2 separate regions of the Homo sapiens genome follow, and region 1 is linked to region 2. The links are chromatin loops, found by intact Hi-C in ENCODE. Cell type or tissue: chondrocyte. All regions are shown on one strand. Each heading gives the region's core, and the rest is flanking DNA. Links, peaks and the distances in the headings are about the cores only. Region 1 has its middle 98 kb from the start of LINC02188. Region 2 overlaps LOC101928682 (a long non-coding RNA gene).

Evidence for each region. Hi-C counts contacts between places; a loop is a spot of excess contacts. Peaks named below come from ENCODE experiments on the same cell type or tissue, not always from the same donor. Only the 100,000 strongest peaks of a DNase experiment are listed, where the experiment ranks them.
Region 1: it touches region 2 in a loop (2.4-fold over the local background); 3 of 110 quality-filtered maps call a loop at or near these places.

The regions. Positions count from the first base shown.
Region 1 is chr16:86,817,256-86,822,626 of GRCh38, forward strand. No RefSeq gene overlaps it. Among named protein-coding and RNA genes, the nearest start is that of LINC02188, 98 kb to the left of the region's middle. In chondrocyte, for the core only: CTCF peaks have their summits at 2,451 and 2,650; no DNase peak of the experiment used is centred there.
Region 2 is chr16:87,275,686-87,281,056 of GRCh38, forward strand. The region is part of intron 3 of LOC101928682 (a long non-coding RNA gene); the gene reads right to left. Among named protein-coding and RNA genes, the nearest start is that of C16orf95, 39 kb to the right of the region's middle. RefSeq lists an enhancer at 3,358-3,863. In chondrocyte, for the core only: CTCF peaks have their summits at 681, 3,121 (motif pointing left) and 3,323; a DNase peak (open chromatin) is centred at 3,175.

The DNA.
Region 1 (5,371 bases), core at 64-5,063, 460 kb before region 2:
TGGAGGAGTGATCAGGAGGGCCTCCTAGAAGAAGAGAAACGTAAGTGTGGTGGGTTGGATTTCCCAGAGAGGAACACAGCAATATGACCCACCCCATAAGCCCCTGTGCAGCAAGACCTTGCCCGTCTTCCCTTTTGAACCTGGCATGGGCAGGTCCTGTGACTGCTTTGACCAATAGAATGATGGAAATGACACTGTTTCCACTCTGGGCCCTTAATCGGGCTCTGCTGCCTCTCCTGGCAGTTCCTATCTTTCAAGGTACTCGGTCCATTTCACCTAAGTTGTCAAATCTGTGGGTAATGAGTTGCTTGCATTATTCCTTTTATCCCATCAGTGGCCACTGGAGCAAGAGTAATGACCTCATTTTCCTTTCTGATATTGGTAATTTGTGCCTTCTCTCTTTTTCTTTTTGTTTGCCTGGCTAGAAGTTGATCAGTTGCATTGAGCTTTCCAAAGGATCCCTGCAGGTTTTACGGATTGTCCCTGCGGTTCTCCTGTTTTCAATTGCCTTGATTTCTGCTCAATTTTTTATTATTTTTTTTCTTCTGCTGGCTTTAGGCTTGAATTTCTCTTCTTTCTCTGGTTTCTTAAAGTGGAAGCTTATGTTACTGATTTTTTAATCTTTTTCTTTTCTTCTTTTATTTTAGTTTTTGGAGACAGGGTCTTGCTCTGTTGCCCAGGCTAGAGTGCAGTGGTGCAATCCATAGCTCACAGCAGCCTTGAACTCCTAGGTTCAAATGATCCTCCTGCCTTAGCCTCTGCAAGTAACTGGGTCCCACAGTGCAAAAGCAGAAGCTTCTAGGACCTCTTAAAATAGAGACTTGGAATGGGCACAGCCCCCTGCCAGCCCTCTTATTAGTCAAAGTGGGTCATAATCCCAGCTGGATTCAAGGAGAGGGGACTGTGCAGGGCTGGGAATCCCTGCAGGTATGGCTTGTTGACAGTCACTAACCTAGGGAACCATCACTGTAACCCTTTTCACAGCCCATCCACCCTTAGCTGGAGCCCAAACAAGAACCTGGAGTCTTCAAAGAACGACAGGTGGGAAAGGGACACATTGACTCCTCTCTCTTTGATTTCAGCCTCAAGAAAATGAAGTCTGGGATCTCTCTCCCGACTAAGGTGTCATCCACACAGCAGCAGCAACAGCAGCAGCATCACCCGGAATTTGTCAGAAATCAGAATCCCAGGCCCACCCCAGACACAGAGAACCGGAATTTGCAGTTTAATGAGATCCCGGGGGACTCAAATGCACCTTAAGGCACGAGGAGAAAGAGCTCTAGACTCTCCACCATCTCAGAGAACTTGCAAACCAGCTTTGCAGAGCAAAACCCAGAGAATGACGGCAAAGGCTGCTGCCACCATTGTACAAAATCACTCCTAAGGGCACCCTGGAAATGAGAAGCAACCTTTCTGTTCTCAGACATACGTCCCAGCACATAAGGCTCAGACGCGGCAGGGAGAGGGGACAGCTTGGTTTCAGACAGTGCATTCTGACCACTCGCCCAAAAAGGGCCCCTTCCAACCCAAGACTCTGGGAATCCAGGAAATCCCAATTTAGATATGCAGCTTTGGAAACTGGCAGCAAATGGAGAATGGAATCCGGAAGGCCCTTGCCATTGTGAACGCAAAGTCTAGACACTGGAAAGGGAGCCACCGAGGCAGGAAGAAGTGAAAGTCCCTTTCTCAGCGATCTACCTTCCAGGAAGCAACAACCCAGCAGGTCTCAACAAAGCCCCGAGGCTGTGATACAGCTACCCCTGGGGCAGGTCCAACGCGCTGTTATCATACTCTCCGAGCTTCATCCAAATGCTCACACACCCAACCTAGTGCTTCCTCGCGATAACACCAGTAGCAGGAGCAGCCCAGTGTCATCCTGCACAAACAGGTGGTGTTTACGCACGGCATGTCACCGAGAGCCATCTGACCAGCCGTGCCAACCGGGAGCAAAGGGGGCTGATAAAGGCAGCTTATCACAAACGATTAGCAAGTGTTATTTTCTTTCTGTTTGTTTGAAGTTCAGTATTTGGACAATCGCCGTGAACCCCAGTGTGGCCAGGGCCAAGTTTAACAATGGCGGGCAGAGATTGCTCGGTGAAGATGAAATGACATGAGTGAGCCGGTGCTGTGCGGGGGAGACCTGCGGCAGGGATTTGTCAGGCTGGGTTTTGACGGGTTGAGACAACATGAGGATTAATGAACCGCTTTGGCTTTAGACAAAATAACCATGTAAAGCAAAATTTCTGTGTGCACCAGATCAGAGCTTCTCAACCTAGGCTGCATGGTAGAATCACCTGGGGACTGTTGCCACTTTGCCATACAGGGGATGTCCCCAAAGCAATGAAACCCCAGTCTCTGGAGGTAGGAGTCCCACGTCTATTCCTTAAAGGTCCCAGTGTGCAGCCTGGTTTGAGAAGAGGCTCCCTGGAGTGAGGCTTCCCCAGCTTTCATGTACATTCCAACCACTTGGGGAGCTGGTTAAAATGAAGATTCTGATTCAGCATATCAAGGGTGGGGCCTGGGGTTCTGCATTTTTAACCCCCGCCCCCAACCCCCACCCCCACCCCCACCCCCAGCCGGGGATGCTGGCGCTGCTGGTCCAGGACCACCCTTGGAGCAGAAAAGAGAATTGACTGCTGTCCAAATGTCCCCAGCATCGCCTCCAAATAATCTGTGAGGCTGTCAGAGGAGTACAGGGGTTCTCGTGGGTGGAGGAGGTGATGGCCAAGTTGCTAATTGATGGGAAAGAGATGAGCAGAGCTCGGAGTGAGGGGCTCCACTGCAGGGGCTTGAGTTGTCCACTCCCAGAGAGACCACCACTGGGCAGAATGAACACGGCTGGGTTTTGTGAGTTAACCAGGTGTGGATTAGAGAATAAAATCTTGGCCAGGCATGGTGGCTCATGCCTATAATCCCAGCACTTTGGGAGACTGAGACAAAAGGATTGCTTTAGCCCAGGAGTTCAAGACCAGCCTGGGTAACATAGTGAGACCCCATCTCTATAGAGAATACAAAAATTAGCTGGGTGTGGTAGCATCCCCCTGTAGTCCCAGCTGCTCGGGAGGCTGAGATGGGAGGATCTGTTGAGTCCAGGAGATCAATGCTGCCACTGCACTCCAGCCAGGGCAACAGAGCAAGCAAGACCCTGTCTAAAAAAAAAAAAAAATTTTTTTAAACACATCTTTATTGGGATATGATTCACACACTATAACATACTCCCATTTAAAGAGCACAATGCCATGGTTCTTCTCATATTCTGAGAGTTGGGCAACCATCACAACTGTCTAGATTTAGAACATTTCTCACCTATAAGGGTGCCATTTCAGGCCACCTTCTTCCGATCAACTCTGGGAAGATTGCATGCAGGAATACCCCAGTAGGAATCGTAAGAGTTGAGCCCCTGGTTGGAAGCACAGGGTGTCATCATATCCTTAGTAAGGGGAGGTTGTGGACACAAACTGCGTCACTGACTCCAGGAAGCCCTCTGTGGTGCCCCCAGGCCAGATTACATCCACTTACACCATGTTCTCAAAGCACCCAGCTCACCTGCCATACTCATCATCCTTGCCAACCAGGCTGGGGATCCCACCAAGTCAGGACCTGTGTTTTTCATAAATGTAGCCCCAGACCAAGCCTCATTCCAGGCCACAGTAGGGTGCAGTACATGTGTGGGCTGCAAGCTTGCGCCAAGACCCTGCTCTGCTATTGTGTGAACGTCTGGAGATGGGTAGGGTGTGGTCTGCCCTTGTGCTCTATGATTTTAGTAGAAAGAACACTCAATTACCAAGAAGTCTACATCTGAAGCTCACAGCCAGCACCTCAGTGTCCTCAAATGTAAACTAAGGATGGCATCCCTCCTGGGCCATTAACCATCCAGGGCTTCTGTAACCTGGGACCAGTGAAGATTACATCTCCTCAAGGATGGAAGTGGAGGCAATGAGTGGAGATCAAGGTTGGAAAATTCTAGCTGGATATGAAGAAACAGAGATTCCCCTGAGGTTGGAGATGTCTTTCAAGTTGGTGAGTCCCCATTACTGGAAGTATTTTAGGTAAATGCTGATCCAAGATGTTACCTAGGAAAAGTGGGTGACCTTGAGGATCTGTTGTAACCTTGCACTTCTATGATGAAGTTTTTCCTTCAGGAAAAAGATGTATTCTTACTAAGCACTGACCATGTGATGCTGAGTTTTAGAGACAAGCTGACCAGGAGGAGAATGGTTCCACAGACAGAGTGAGAGGACCTCAAGAAAGAACAAGTTCATCTTAACCAGAAGCCCATAAAGTGCTCTTTTGGCTGTAGGCAGTGTTTGTGAAGCATCTCAAATGCTGATGGTTCCCTCCTGATATTTTCACTAAGGGGTTTTGTTTAGGATAGCAAAACTGAAATCTATATTTTCCAGAGAGTCTCATTAGTGGAAGCAACTGGGTGGAGATTTTGGAAACACATTTTAAAAAGAGAAAGACATGGTTGGTCTTGTGCTCTTCCCCCTTTCCCTTCCTCATGCCTGGATCGTTGAATCCATCCAGTGACAAGGACCATGATGGTCAATTGTCAAGGATGGCAGGGCAGGAAGTCCCAAGGACATGGATCCATGATGACACTTTTAGGTGAGCATAATGGCCCTGAAGTATCTCCAAGCATTTATGTGGGGAAAAAGTAAAAAAAAAAAAAAAAAAAAAAAAAAAAAAAGAGCACTGATGCATTGATTTGTGCAAGTCACGGTTGAGTTTTTAGTTGCAGCTCAATGCATTCCTAACTGAAAGCAATCATCTTTCCTGGCCCCTCCTACATGCAGTAGAGATGGCAAAGATAAGAACAAATAAGTTTGGTCACTTTCTGTCAGATTACACAAGAATGCCCCACCCCATTCACTACTGCAGGCAGACAGCAAGTGACAGCTGTCTGCCTGGAATGTGTCGAGCCTCCCCAGCTTTGTCACTGTTGGCATATTAGGCTGGCTGCTTCTCTGTGGTGGTGCTGTCTTGTGTGTTGTAGGATGTTCAGCAGCACCCCTGGCCTCTACCCACCAGATTCCAGTAGCATCCCCCGCTCCCCGTTTGTGACAACCAGAACTGCCTCTAGACACTGCCAAATGTCCCCTGGGGAAAGCATATGAGAACCATCATTATAGACATTGTGGGAATTTGGCTTTGACTCGTTGTGGGATTTTGAGCAGAGGAGGAACCAGACCTGACTATATTTTAAGAGGATCTCTTGCTTTCATGTGAGAATGGACTGGGCAGAGGAGGCTCAGAAGGGTCAGGCACCAATGAGGAGGGGACTGAACTAGCACAGGGAAGGCGAGGGGGCCTGTCCACGAGGTAGCGGGAGTTGATGGGAAGGGGTGGATCCAAGATAGATTCTCATGGT
Region 2 (5,371 bases), core at 209-5,208:
GAATGAAACGGCACAAGATTACTGCTATGAGATCCGACCCGTAGAATTCAAATGTGCATGACCTTGTCCTTATGAAATGAATGGTGGGAGCGGAGAAGCCAGCAAAGGAGAGTTACATTCAACTCAAAACCAGGAAGTCAACTTCTCCTAAGAAAGGCCCCTTAAAATGTTCAGGAGAGTTTGTATAATCACAAATACATAGGGGAAAAAAATCGTAAATATACTTTTCATTACGGTTGAAGAAATGGAAGAGAAGTCTACTTTGCAAATGTGGGGGGAAGCCCTCTGACTCATGAAATGGGGGGGTAGGGTAAGGGAAGGAAACATTTGGGATTAAATATTGTCATTTGAGTGGCGCAGCTGATGAAAGCCAGGAAATTCTAAATGTGTGCACCGACAATCTGCCACTCCAATTTTACACTCCGGACTCCTGAACAAAAGCTACACTGTGAGGTGCCTGGGGACGGCGCTGGCGTGACTGCGGAGGGAACGGGGCACAGGTTTCCTTTCAATTTAATGACTTTTCAGTGGTGAGTGTGAAAACCAAAATGTTGTTCTGCGAGGCAAGGCGGACGCTTGGCCCTGCCCCCTCCCCCAAGCACTCCAGTGAGATGATTTCGTGACTGGGGACAGTCATCTTGCCCTGTGTCACCTCGAAGCATTTAAATCCTGCTCCCACCAGCAAGATCCCTCCTGCCCTCCATATGGACGCATGGGGGCAGCCACACCATCCCTGGGTCCTGAGCCCAGACAACCCTGGCACTGTCCCCACCATAGTGAATTAACCCTGGCCATGGCTGATGCTGGCTCTCTACAGAAAGCCAAATGCCAGCGTGCAGGGAATCAGCCCAGGAGGAGACTCTGTGTGTGTTCAGAGTCAAAGAGCCCCTTAGAATGGCAGGCACTGTTCGCTGATGTGCATTCTGGGGTAAATGACAAGGAGACCGTAAGTCACAGTGCCCCCAGGGCTCCCTGTGTTTATTTACTGAGTTCAGCCAACAGCCTCCGAAGTGATTTAGACGGCCCTCCAGATAAAACTCTGGGAGATTCAAAAGGAGCTTTTACAAACTTAACCTTGCCTGGGTGGTGGGCGCAGGCGGGCGGGAGAAAGCACAGAGGAGGCATCGGAAGGGGCCTGGGGCCTAAGACCACCTCCCGTGACCGCCTCTGAAGTCTAGGGGTGGTTCTTTGAGCATAAGACTGAGGTGTCCGAGGGACAGAGGTACCCTAGGCCCCAGGCCCAGGAACCCAGAGCAAAAACAGCTCCGCAAGTCGCCTGCCCAAGCATGAAGCTGCAGAGAGCATCGGAGGAAAAGAAAAAACACCCAGGCCTTGAGACCAGAGGGAGAAACCATGAAGCAATGGCCGGGTGCGGCAGCTCACACCCATAATCCCAGCACTTCGGGAAGCTGAGGCCAGAGAATTGTTTGAGGCCAGCAGGTTGAGGTTGCAGCGAGCTGTGACTTCACCACTGCATTCCAGCCTGGGTAACAGAGCAAGACTCCATCGCCAAAAAAAAATAAAAATGAAAAGAAAGGAGCAGAAGGCCGGGCATGGTGGCTCACGCCTATAATCCCAGCACTTTGGGAGGCTGAGGCAGGCAGATCGTTTGAGGTCAGGAGTTTGAGACCAGCCTGGCCAACATGGCGAAACCCTTTCTCTACTAAAAATACAAAAATTAGCTGGGCATCGTGGCAGGCACCTGTAATCCCAGCTACTCGGGAGGCTGAGGCAGGAGAATTGCTTGAACCTGGGAGGCAGAGGTTGCAGTGAGCCAAGATCGCGCCATTGCATTCCAGCCTAGGCAACAGAGAAAGACCCCATCTCAAAAAAAAAAAAAAAAAAAAAAAAAAAAAAAAAAAAAGGAGCAGGAAGAGAAGAGACATAAATAGTAGATTTGCTGAATCTGAGGATTCTTTCCCTTTCTGCACTTTCAGGCTGAGATCTCTGAGCTCTGAGAAAAGCCACTTGGAACCTCGCCAGTGGCCTCCACCCTTTTTCAGAGGAGAGCAAACACTGGCGCAGCCTGCACTTGTCCCTCCTTGTCAGGGATTTCTTTGCCCTGGCTTAAAGAACACCCCAGCCTGCACTAATGGGCCTAGGGCGATGCCCACACTTGCAGGGACCCACCACACACCGCCTGTCCTCCTCCTCCAGGCTGCCCCGCAGCCCTTCAGCCATGCAGGATGCTTTCCTGCCTCCACACCTCCACCTAGGCTGTTCCCTCTGTCAAATGCCCTTCCCACACGACTTCCCCCTAAGAAATCCTAATTGTCCCTTAACACTCAGCTCAAAAGTCATTTCCTCCAACGCACCTGGGACAGAAGAGACCACACTCTGCCCACGTTCCCCAGAAACTCCAGAGGGAGCAGGACACGCTTACCCCTGTGAGTCTGAGAGGCGGGGTTGGGTGTTCATCTGTGTGCACTTGGTCCCTGAACACGGCAGGTGCTCCATAAATGTCAGGCCCACTCCCCTAGACATCAAGAGGGCTGCATCCTCCAACAAAGCCCCTCTCAGTGACAAGCGTATCTCAGAGCCCCCACAGTCTCTGACCATAGCAACAGGACCAACATCCCAGTCGAAGCAGGGGTGTCCCAGGCAGCAGGCCAGGACCACGCCGCATGTTCACAGGCTCAGTTATAGCCGTCGACCACGCCACGGCGCCCAACCACGCCACGGAGCCCGACCACGCCTCGACCATGCCACGGCGCCTGAACTTTTATCTCCATTTCTCAGGTGAGGACCTGAGGCTCGGGTGGCCCCGTCACTTTCCTAGGGGCATTGGGCAAGAGGCAGGGACTGTGCACAGCCCAGAGCTGCCGTCTCCGTCTCTCAGAAAAGCAGCCCTGAGTCTCAGCCCTGCCATCCTTTCCCACAGGATTTCCAGGCAGGGCTCAAAGAAGTCCCTTCCTCACTCTAAGACGGGTCCTCAAAGCTCGGATGCAGGACCTGAATAGAGGCCTGCGCTCATTGATTTGATTTGATTTTTCCTTCTAGATAACTGGCTCAAATACCTATTGTTTTCCCTTGATCTTAAGGCAGCATTTTCAGGACAAGCAGGAGAGTCTCTACTTGCCTTCACCTCGGGCCATAAACCAGGGGACAGCACCACCTCCTGGCCGGCAGAGATGTGGCGCCCGCTTGGTGTCCGGCTTGCAGAACCCAGCAGCCGCCTCGGACGTCCTGAGCTGCCAGCCTCTCCAGTCCCAGTTAGCAGAGGAAGTCAATAGGGCACGAGTACCTCGTGCTCGTAAGGAAAGCAGGGTGGGCTGGCCTCACTGGGCTCGGGCAGCAGTGCGAGAGTGCAGGTGCTGCACCGTCAAAGGACAGGCACCACCAGCCTGGCCCATGAGCCAGAGGATGCGGGCTTCCTGCAGCTGGGAGCAAGGAGCACCTTGGAGAGGAGCCCAGGGGAGCTCCAGGAGGAGGATGACCGAGCCAAGGGAGCCCCGTCCATAAGCAAGATTGGGGGGCCACAGGGGAAGAAATTAGAGGTGCAGGGCAGACAAAATCAGAAGCCACAGTCGCTCAGTGCCCTGGGTATGACCTGGCACCGGGACACACCTAGCCAATACGTCCTAAAGAGAAACAGGAGGAGTTGTCAGCAAGGAGGCGTGTGTGCCGGCCGCGCGTGACAGTGTGTGTGTGCTGGGGAAAGACACGGATGAGGTAGGCAGGGGCTGCTGCCCGGAGCTTCCACGGGGTGGGAGAGAGAGCAGGAAGGACACGCAGAAGCACACAGATGATGGGGATGCATCATTTGTTCAATTAAATTTCCAAGCAAATCTCTCCCTGGCACTTCCGATAAATACTGCTGAAGGGCAAGCTAGCGTCCCCCGGAGGTAGAGGTCACTTGAACCTTTCATTCATTCACTAACCTGCTCACTCATTCATTCAGTAAATGTGAACTGCACTTCTGTGCCAGGCCAGGTGTTGCAGTAAGCACTTTATCCGCATCATTGTGTCATTAGATTTGTTTTTTTTTTAGGAGTCTTGCTCTGTCACCCAGGCTGCAGTGCAATGGTGCAATCTCAGCTCACTGCAACCTCCACCTCCTGCGTTCAAGCAATTTTCCTGTCTCAGCCTCCCGAGCAGCTGGGATTACAGGTGCACACCACCACACCTGGCTAATTTTTGTATTTTTAGTAGAGATGGGGTTTCACCATATTGGTCAGGCTGCTCTCGAACTCCTGACCTCAGATGATCCATCCGCCTCAGCCTCCCAAAGTACTGGGATTACAGGCGTGAGCCACCATGCCCAGCCTGTGTTATTAGATCTTCAGCATAACCGCCATGCAATAGGAATGAGATATGAAAAATTGTGTCCCAGATAAGTTAGTTAACTTATCCAAAGTTACACAGCTTCTGAGTAGCAGAGCTGGAATTTGAGCCAAGGTTCAGCCCCAAAGCCAAGATATTAATTGTGCTAAGTTCCATGGTGGCCCTTCACGCAGAAGGTATTTACTGAGCTCCTGTCATGGGGCAGGCAGTTGAGCCAGGCTCAGGGGCTACACCAGGGACCAGAACAGAGCTGCACCTGCTCACACCAAGCAGATGGGCAGAGGTAAGTCGTGGATGCACAAACCAGCAAGAGAAGAGGCACCAAGCAGAGCTGCCTCCACCCCGGCTCGCATCTCACGGCTCTGAGCCTCAGTTTTCTCATCTGGAAAACAGGGATAAAAATAAGCTGGTGTGAAAATTTAAAAAAATCTGATACCCAAGACATAACACCCCTGGTGCCCCTAAATACTTCAATGTGTATTTCCTGAAAGCAAAGACATTCTCTTTCTCAAGACAGCACAATCCTCAAAACCAGCAGAATTGCTTGGATACAGTGTTACTATCAAATCTGCTGACCTGACTTCCATTTTACCAAGTGTCCCAATAAAGGCTTGTGTACCAAAGAAAATACTGAACTATGCGTTGCAGTCAGTTGTCACATCTTTTTTATCTCTTTAGTCTTCTTCATCTGGGACATTCCTCAGTCTTTCTGGTCTTTCTCTCAGGCCAGGTATTTGATAGAAAGTTCTTCAGTTGGAGTTTGTCTGATATTTCCCGATGGTTAGACTCAGGGTTTGCATTCCGGGCAGGAAATCCGCAGAAGTTCCATTGCATCCTTCTCGGTGCCGCGTGTCGGGAGGCCATGAAGTCTATCTGTGCATGCATGGATGATGCTGATATTGATTAAGGTGTTGTCTGCCAGCTTTCTTCACTTTAAAGTTAAGACTTCACCCTTTGTAATTAGTATCCTGTGAAGAGGTTCTTTGAGACTATGTAAAAATCCTGTTACCTATGAAATTTTCACACACTAGTTTTAGCATCTACTGATGACTCTTTCCAACATCAATCATTACCATGATGGCGGCCG